Regions from separate parts of the Mus musculus genome. Here region 1 is linked to region 2. Evidence: chromatin loops called from intact Hi-C (ENCODE). Cell type or tissue: left cerebral cortex. All regions are shown on one strand.

Region 1 (5,000 bases), 57 kb before region 2:
GTTCCCTGTATGGCACCTGCAGGGACTCCCACAGAAGATGGCTAATTTTAGAGCTCCAAACCCTGCCTCCTGAGATTTAGAATATATAGTAAGCATAAGTACTTGGACACCCATAAGCTGGCTGGACCACCCAGTGCTCCCAAGGACTAGACCACCCACCCACCAAGGAGTGTACAGGGAGGGATCCCTGGTTCCACAGACATAGTTAGCAGAGAATGGCCTTGTGTGGCATCAATGGAAGGGGAGGCCCTTGATCCTGTGGAGGTTTGATGCCCCAGAGTAGGGGGATGTTGGAGGGGTGGGGTGGGAAAGAGTAGGTGGGGATTCACCCTCATAGAGGCAAGGGGAGGGAGGATAGGGAGGTTGTGGGATGGGGGAACTTGTGGAAGGGTAACTGGGAAGTGGGGTATCATTTGAGATGTAAATGAATGGAATGATTAATAAAAAAAGAAATTAGCATTTGTTAAGATGTAATGGCTTTAACATACAAAGTAATTGCATTTTGCAATTCATACTGATTTTCTTTTACTTTAACTCACATTTTTACAAATATTAGTTTTGAGGATTTGTGGTATATGAAATTTATATAAAAATAGCCATTCAAATTCATTGCACAAATGAAATTTATATAAAAATAGCCATTCAAATTCATTGCACAAATGAGGGGTAAAGAATAATAAATGCCACAGCAAAATCTCAAAACAAAACAAGACAGATCTTTCTATTATACTGTCACTATAACTTAAAAATACTTTCTTATTGACAATATAGGGCACAAGGTACTTTGAGTGTGAACTGTCACCCATGGGCACATGTATTGGATTCTTCCTGACTTTGTTTAGGGGTACTGGAAATGTCTGGAGTTGTCCTATGGGGGGCATACCTTGTCTTCAGGCCCTTTCTGTTTCTATTGCTGCTACCTTCCTGATAGCCATGAGATGTACTGCTCATCTCCATGGTCTTCCTACTCCATGTGCCCAGAATTAACAAGACTGGGGGCTGTGGGCAGGGAGCCCCGAAGCCAGGAGCCAAGGTAAATTCTTCCTTTAGGCCATTCATGCATGTGTTTTGTGACTTTGATGCTTTGAGAGTAACAAATTCAAGTGTGTTTAAACTTTAAATAGTTGCATGGTTGATTTTAATTTCTGTCTAGGGAGGAAACCAGGGGAGTTAGGAGTTGTTTGAAATGCCCTACAAGAAATCAATGCTTCAATAATGCCTGTAAACATATTACTGGTTTTTATCAAAAAATTTAAGACCTTCACAATTTGTGAGGTTATTTTAAAGAGCATTGAGACTCTTTTTTTTTTTTCCAATTCTAAAGGAATAAATATGTTCAGGGAAGGTACGAGAATGTTATCTGGGCTTAACTGTCCTTGTACAAACATGGAATGAGAATTTAGCAAACCAGTCAGGCCTCCAAGCAGAGCCTTAATCTCATGTCCGTATGGTTGATTGAGCATTCCAACAGTGCCCAGAGCACAGATCACCCATCCTGGCAAAGATAGCTGCTCCTCACCCAGACTTGGAAGACCTTCCTTTGACCCTTCCAGATACTAATCAGATGCCTGTTGCAGAGGGCAAGCTTTTTCTCACAGCTTCTTGCTAGTCAGGTCTGGGCATTGGGTAGAGTTTGACTGATGTCTTGTGTTCAAGGGGACATGGTCTCCGGAAGCAAAGCTGTAGGGATAAAGTACAGACTGGCAGTTCTACTCCTGCAGAGACTCTCTGATTGAAGTGTGCATTATGCATGAATGTCTGTACATTATGAGTGTGTGTGTGTGTGTGTGTTGTATGACAAAACTTCCCAGAGAGATGCAACATACCCATCTATTCATCCCAAATAGGGAAGCCATGATAGACCGAAGTACAGATACCACCAAAGTCCAACGTGGTGAACCAATGAGTTTAATTGGGGTTACTTACAGGAATATGGGTGAAGGGTTACTCCCAGGAGCAGAAATGACACAAAGACAGCCACATCACCAAAGTCCTCCCCAGCATGAGTGACAGCTCACAAAGCTGGGAACCTGGAGGACACTGCCTGCAGGCAGCTCAGCAGGTAGAAAGGTGTCCTTTCCAAGTGGGCTCAGCCTCGTCCAGGCAGCCTATCTGGTCTCAGAGTCTTCTTTTCAGGCCCTAAGAGACTAAGAGGCTTCTTGGAAGCTCAGTTTCACGCCTCTGAGAGGGACTCTCAGCTTTTCTCTCTTACTCTAGCGGGGAGGGACCTAGGGAAGCAGGTGGGTTAACATGGACTTATGAGTTGTTTACCTTCCTGCCTAAGGAACTTCCCTACCGGATGGAATGTTTCCATCTTGATACAGTGTGTGTGCGTGTGCGCGTGCGTGCGCAGGAGTACCCATGTTATTCCTCTCATGTAGAAGTTCTCCCCTCCAACCTAGATCTGAAGTAGGATATTTACTATTCCCTACAACACAGTTCAAGCCAACTGGCCCCAAGCTAGCTGGCCTGTAAGCTTTGGGGGAATTCTGTCCATGTCTCCCAGGTCCCCACAGAAATGCTGAGAATAAAGACTCAAGCTAATACATCTACTCATAAGCACCCCACCCACACTCATTAAATCAGTTGTCATAGCAACAATGTAATCTAGTACTAGAACCACCGTTTTTCACATTCGTGGGAAGATTAAATAACTACTAGTACCACAATGTTCATAGTGAACAGAGCCAGGATGCAGGCTGCAGGAATGATCTTGTGATAGTTACTCTGAGTAGTCTTGTATAGCCTTTGAGATAGTCAGCATGGCAGGCACGGGCTGTGGTGACGACATACATTCTCCTATAGTGTGTTCATCCTCCGTGCTACACTGTACCAAGCTGCACTGTTATGCTGCGCTGCCCCGTGCTGCACTGTCCCGTGCTGTCCTGTCCTGTGCTACACTGCCCTGAGCTGCACTGCCCAGAGCTACACTGTGATGCTGCCCTGCTTCGTGTACTACCCTGTGCTGCGCTATCCCATGCTACACTGTCCTATGCTGTGCTGCCCCGAGCTGTGCTGCCCTGTGTTGCACTGCCCATGTCATGCTGTCCAGTGTGTTGCTACACTGCCCCGTGCTACACTGCTCCGTGACGTCCTGCTCCATGCTGCGGTGCTGTGCTGCCCAGTGCTGCGCTGTCCCGTGCTGCGCTATGATGGCGTCATTGTCCGTGCTTTTGCCCACATGCCTCACAATGTGCTGCTCCTGTCCCCCAGCTCCATGTTCGGACTAGCCATAGGCCATTCGTTTACATTTCTTTTTCTTGAATGCCATCCTCCAAATGTCCACGCAGTCAGCTCTCTTATTTTATTTTATTTTTTTAAGTCCTTGTTCAAATGCCACCGCCTTGGGGACTAGCAACATGACCCTCATCTTCCCATGTTCCCGAGGAAGCTCACCCTGGTCAACATTTTCAGTACCCAGTCATAATGCAGCTTATCATGTGTATGTGTCTCCACCTCACCTCTGCCCCTCAGTGGACTACAAGATTCACGAGGTTAGATTTTTTTTTTCTGGTCACCTCAGAGAATTAGTCCAATTGCCAAAAAACATGCCTGCTGAGCAAATGCCAGCTTCCTTTCTTCTCTCCTGTATTTTGCCCCCCCACCCCCCTTTCCCTGAAGCCTCAGCTGATGCCCCACTCGGTCAAGGAGACCTTCTGTAACTGCTACTCGGCTCCCAGGCTGTGGCTCTTTTGTACTTTTCTGTCACCATTGCCAAGTACAGTGTGTCAGATTCTGTGTCTGCAAGCCACTGATTACGGCATCTCTACAGCAGGGAAAATGGCCACAGGATAAGAGCCGTTCAGCTCTCCATTGCGTCCCCCAGGCCGAGCATGCTGTTATGTGACAAGCCTTACATATAAAGAAACAAGGAGCTGCTGGATACAATAATGAATTCCCACTTGCTCCCAGCCTGTGTCAGACGACAAAGGGCTGTGGGAATCCCATTGGTGGGTCTCTTGTAGCCAGTTTCTATCTTAATTTTCTCAGCAGGTTTGTTGCTGTGATGGTTAATTTTATGTCTGTTTATTAAGCCAAACATTCAGTCAACAACTATTTTAAGTGTTTCTCTGAAGGTGTCTTTGGCAGGATTAACATTTTACACCAACAGTCTGAATAAAGCAGATCGCCCATCCCAATGTGGGTGGGCATCTCATGCAATCTGTTGAAGGTCCAAATGGAATTCAAGAGCTGATTACGATGGGCAGAACAGAAGAAACTGCTGGCTCCTCCTGTCTGTCTGTCTTTGAGCTGTAGCTCAGACAAGACCTGCACAATCAGCTCCTTGAGTCTCTGGACTGCCTAGTGGTGATCATGAGCTCGCCAACTTCCATCAGCTTAGCATACGAGCCAATCTTTCTGAATAAGTGGATATTAAAAATTAGATGTTTTAAAATGCAAACCGTTGACATCACACACATCTGATAATTCTGATGATTAACACCCAGGCATTAATGAGGAACACCTCTGGATTTGTCTGTAATGGTCTCTCCAGGAGGGTTAACTAAGCCTGGAAGTACCACTCTGAATGTAGGTAGTAGCATCCTATGGGCTGGGAGAAAGGAGGAAGCCAGCTGGGTGCCAAGCATTCATCTGTCACTACATTGTGGCTATGGAAACAATATAACCAACCACATCTCTAGACTATGCCTAACCTGCCCTGTACTAAGCCCTACTTGTTATGTTACATAGATCAGAGCGTTACTTTACACCCTAATCTATGAACCAAAATATTCTTCCATCCTTAAGTAACTTCTTTTCCTGCATATCATCACCATAGCAAGGACAACTAATACAGCCACCAACAAGAACCACACCTCCCATTTTAAGCCTTATCACACAAGAAGCCATTTCTTCTGCCTCTGTGTTCTTTTCCTATGTGGGGAAAATGTCAACGTCCTGCTTTAATTATCATATAGTTTTGCAGCTATTTCTTTACCAGCCTTTCTTTCCACTGGATTGGGGAGTGTGCTTTTTTTTTTTAAGTATGTGTTCTTATA
Region 2 (5,000 bases):
TACACAAGTTACCCTCCATTGCAAAGCTTTGGGGAAATGTGTAGATTCTTTGAAAAATTTGTGTAAGAGAATTATGTCATAGGATATTAGAGGGATTATGTCAAGGGGTGCCATAGGAGAGGCATGTGGGAATGAATTCTAGGAACTGGATGCGATGGCTAATACTGTCCACATGGCAGGATCCAGAGTCATGGACGAGACAAGCGTTTGGATATCTGTGAAAGATTTTCTAGATTACATTCACTAAGATGTGAAGATAAACCATAAATGAGGACAAAGCCACTACAGGGGCTGGGACTGTGGACGAAATGCGCCCTGCCCTCAAGTTCTTGCTGCCATACCCTCCCTCCTCAATGGGCTGTGTCCTCAAACTGTGATCCAGAGCAAAGCTTCATTCTTTAAGCTGATTTCATCAGGTGTCTGATCACAGCAGCAAGGAACGTAACTACAGACATGGAAACACAGAAAACCCATAAAAACAACACAGGAAGCCGAAACATACAAACAAAAGATCTGTAAGGTTAAAAAAAAATTGCCCAGACAAAGCACTGTGAGATAAAAAACTAAAACAAAACAAAACAACTTCCAAAAGTGCACTGGGTTCATTTTGTGTTTGTCATATACTGCTGTGTGAGGAGCCCGCCCTAAGAAAGGTGTGTACACCCAGGGGGTTCCACTGGAAACCACTTCTTTTGCTTTTACCAGAGGTTATCAATTGGGGATAGATTCTGGGCCAGGGATGGCGACTTGGGTGGGGAATTAGGGAGGACTGGGAGGAGTTGGATGAAGGGAAACCACAACCATAGTATATTGTATGAAAATCTAATTTCAAAAAAGAAAGTAAGTAACTAAGTAACACAGCTGTCTACCCCAGGGCAGTGCCCACATTCTCCTGAGCCTCATGATGGAAAACTACCAACCAAATATATATATATATATATATATATATATATATATATATATATATATATATATATATATATATATATATATATATATATATGTATGTGTGTGTATATATATGTGTGTGTGTGTGTGTGTATGTGTATGTATGTATATAGAATATATAATTAATCATATTTATTGTATTATCAATTATAATTCTATTTATATTATATATTTATAACTATAATTATATAAATTAATTATTAATATGTCAATTGTATCCAATATTTAATATATCAACATTGTATAGTATATATATGTTTAATATATTAACACATAACTATATGATATATTAATATAGTTATATAATACACATATAATATATATTTATATAGAGCCAGGCATAGGTGGTTAATACCTTTAAGTATAAGGCTTAAAGGCAAATTATGACAAAACCAAACCAAAACAACAAAATAATTGTATATTTAACAAGTAAAACGTGGGGTGAAGTAATAATGAAATCCTTTCAAACAAAGATGATGGGCAAAGAAATGCTGAGCAGATGCAACCTCAGAAAGCAGGTCTGTCCGTACTTAAATCAGACAGTGGAATTCCATCACGGGGTCTTCACTAGGGTAGGAGGAACAGAATGGGAGCCAATGCTAACTTCTAGAGGATGGTAAACTGTGATTTTCCAGAGTTAATTAACAACCTTGAGTTCTTTATTCAGGAATTACTGTGAACCAAACCAGAATAGTAGTAAACCTTTAACAGCCAAATCATGGTAAAAGCCCTTTAAATGAAGATAAGAGAAATCTCAGAGGCCGCCGAAGGAAGCAGGGCCACGTTAATACAGCTGAGAAACGACAGAAGCCAGAGGCAGAAACCTGGAACAGGTACACTAGAATCTTTCACAAAACTAGAATGTAAAACTGTTAGGGTTAGAAGAAAATAAACATTTTTATTATTGCTCAAAAAGTCAACTTATCAAGAACAGTAAACACACTCGGCCCCCAGAAAATGCGTAAGAAACTAGATTGACAAGCCACAGTAGGAAAATGATCTAAATGCAGATGCCATCACTCAAGGCTGTAAGCAAGGGAGCACTGAGTTCATGGGAGGTGTTCCAGAAGGAGCAGCTACTGGTGCCACAGGCAGAAAGCCCTACTGACCAGGAGCAGCTGCTGGAAGCGGAAGTGCTGTCCGGTAAGGCTGCATCCGCGCTCCTCACTGCCGCTTCAGCCTGAGCGGGCTTTGACATCTGGGCGATCAGTATGGTAGCAGCTTAGATTTTTTTTGTTTTTGCCTTTGTTTCTCACTGTATAGCAAGCTGGCATCCAGGCTTCAAAAATGCTATGTACTGCCTTAAACCAGGCTTTAAGACTGTGCACTGTAAATCAGCCATCTGCTTCCTTGTGAGTCTGATTGAAAGTTATGAGATTTGTACACACACACACACACACACACACACACACACACGGAGAGATAGACAGGAAGAGAGGCAGAGAGACAGAGACAGAGGATGATACACACATACATAGACAGAGAGACAAAGAGACACACACAGAGGAAGTTGCGGATACAGAGAAAGAGAGAGAAACAGACACATAGACACACAGAGAATGATACACACACACAAGCGTAGGCAGAGAGACAAAGAGACACACGGAAAGAAAGTCACAGACACACAGAGAATACATACACACACACAGATTCAGAGAGAGAGAGAGAGGGAGAGAGAGAGAGAGAGAGAGAGAGAGAGAGAGAGAGAGAGAGAGAGAATTGTCTTCCCTCTCCCTTCAAGCAACATGAAGACTGGGGAAATCCAACCTATAAATGAGTAGGAGACCAACTTGAGTACAACAGAAAAGAATGGTGGAAGAGAAAAAAAAGATGAGATAGAAAATGTAAAGCATGCCAAAGAGTTAAAAATAACTACAGCATGTTTTCATAAAGAATTCAAAGGCACTGATTTAAATGCAGGGCGAGAAAAACTCAGGGTTTTACTTCATTTCATGTTCAGAGCTAGCATTGCTGCAAAGCAACAGTAGCATTCCTCTGTGGGTTCTGCGAGTCGGAACATCACATGCATTTCCACCCTTGCATATAAGAATGGTTTAGATTGACTTGAAGTTATGATTTAACCACACAAAGACATGGAAGATGAAAACGTGACAAGCACAGGGGTTCTGGGGAGGCCGCTCTGGGGGAGTGAGTTGGCTCAATGCTGTGAGGTGTGGCATTTGCATTCTCTACTGAGCAAGCCTGCAGTAAGTGGGCATCTCTTTGGAGCAAATGCAAACACGGAGCTCTGGCTGTCTTCCCAAACCCGCCACGCTGATCCAACCCAGTGGGATAAAAAGTTAAGACAAGCTGCAGAGTCTTACACAGTGCCCTGAAGTGTCTCCTGAAAATGACGAGGCAGAAACCAAAGCACAAAGAGGAAGAATTCAGAAAGGCATGAAGCAGAATTACTCTATCCATTGATCACTTTTCTGAGCCAGGCTAACACAGTCAGACCCACTTACTCCAGCATTCCATCGTCTCTATCTGCCCAGGAAGAATAGGGATGGAAAACAGAAATCAGAAGAGTCCAGCAACACTCTCATTACCTGTCTGTGTGTTTACCCAGAGAAGAAGGGATTAATAACCCAGTTTAATTAACAAGGCAGCTTTGTTTTTAAAGTATGTATTCTGGTGAATGCATGTATGTATGTGTGTGTGTGGATATGCATGTGGGCATTGTAAGTGTGTACATGTGGGTAAGTGTATTCATGCCTGTGTGTATTTATATGTACCCAAACATGCTTCTGTGCACACATATATGCTCAATGTGGTATATGCAACTTTGTATGTGTATGCCTGTGAGTGTATGTATGTACATACAAATGCATGTGTCTGGGTATATGCTGTATTGCATATGTATACTTATACATTCATGTGTGGGCATATTCACATTCAATTGTGCATATGTATGCACATGTACATTTGTGGGCATTGTGTGTATGTATATGCTATACACTCTTTGCACCTTCATGGTATTTACATGATGGCATATGTACATGTGCTAGAGTGTTTATTCATATGTGTGCCTACATATGTTTATATATGTGTGTGTGTGCTTTTGTGTGAGAGCACCTCCATCAGTGAATTGATGGGTGTATATGTTTTTGCCTTGTTCACATATATGTGTGATACATATGACTGTGTGTCCATATTTAACTGTGTGTACATGTATATTTGCATGTATGTATACATGCTCATTTTATGTGTACTCCTGTCCATGAACATGTATGTATGTGCATGCACACTTATATGTATTCAAATGTGCTTATATGTAAAAATATGTGTTTATATTTGAGGTACATATGTGTATATTTGCCTCTGTGTGTTTTTTTTTGCATGAGTACATGTGTATATATGTGTATATCCTTTGACAAAAGTGAAGCGAAACTATCCTGTGTGGCATGTTCTGGGGATGCATCAGTGAGGGAAATAATGATGCTGGCATCAGGGGAGTTAACTTCTAGCTGAAATCTGGCAATAAGCAATAAAATGATAATTATGTTCAGGGATGGTCAATGTTGTAAAGAAAGAATTAAGGGAAATAGACTTGAAAATGTTAGAGAATGAAGGATAGGATGAACAAAGGCCATCAGAGTTGGCACAATTTCTACAGTAAAATTTGAGCAGAAACATGGGGAAAATCAGAAAGGTATCATTAAGACACCTGGAGAAATAAATAAGGCAGAAGACATGAATGAAAATGAGTAAGACTCTGCTTTGCATGCTGGGATGAGGAAGGACCTGAACTCAGAGCCTTGGCACCCACATAAAACCTGAGCACATACCGGTAGCCCCAGTGCTGTGGGCAGGAGAGGGACAGGCTCACCCTGAGGCTTTCTGAACGGCTCTCCTGACTCCTGCTGAAGTCCACCAGGCCCAGTGAAACACTGTCTCAAAATTAAGGTGGTGAGCAATAGAAGTCACCTGATGTTGACCTGTGGCCTTCACACTCACATCCACAGATGTGCATAATGTGCCTGTGAATTCTCTCTCTCTCTCTCTCTCTCTCTCTCTCTCTCTCTCTCTCATACACACACACACACACACAC

Evidence for each region. Hi-C counts contacts between places; a loop is a spot of excess contacts. Peaks named below come from ENCODE experiments on the same cell type or tissue, not always from the same donor. Only the 100,000 strongest peaks of a DNase experiment are listed, where the experiment ranks them.
Region 1: it touches region 2 in a loop (2.3-fold over the local background); 1 of 42 quality-filtered maps calls a loop at or near these places.

The regions. Positions count from the first base shown.
Region 1 is chr15:95,133,466-95,138,465 of GRCm38, forward strand. The region is part of intron 2 of LOC100043315 (a long non-coding RNA gene); the gene reads right to left. Among named protein-coding and RNA genes, the nearest start is that of Gm30810, 56 kb to the left of the region's middle. In left cerebral cortex, no CTCF peak of the experiment used is centred here; DNase peaks (open chromatin) are centred at 2,630 and 4,048; H3K27ac peaks cover 266 bases.
Region 2 is chr15:95,190,942-95,195,941 of GRCm38, forward strand. The region is part of intron 1 of Gm31075 (a long non-coding RNA gene); the gene reads right to left. Among named protein-coding and RNA genes, the nearest start is that of Gm31075, 10 kb to the right of the region's middle. In left cerebral cortex, no CTCF peak of the experiment used is centred here; DNase peaks (open chromatin) are centred at 2,246 and 3,161.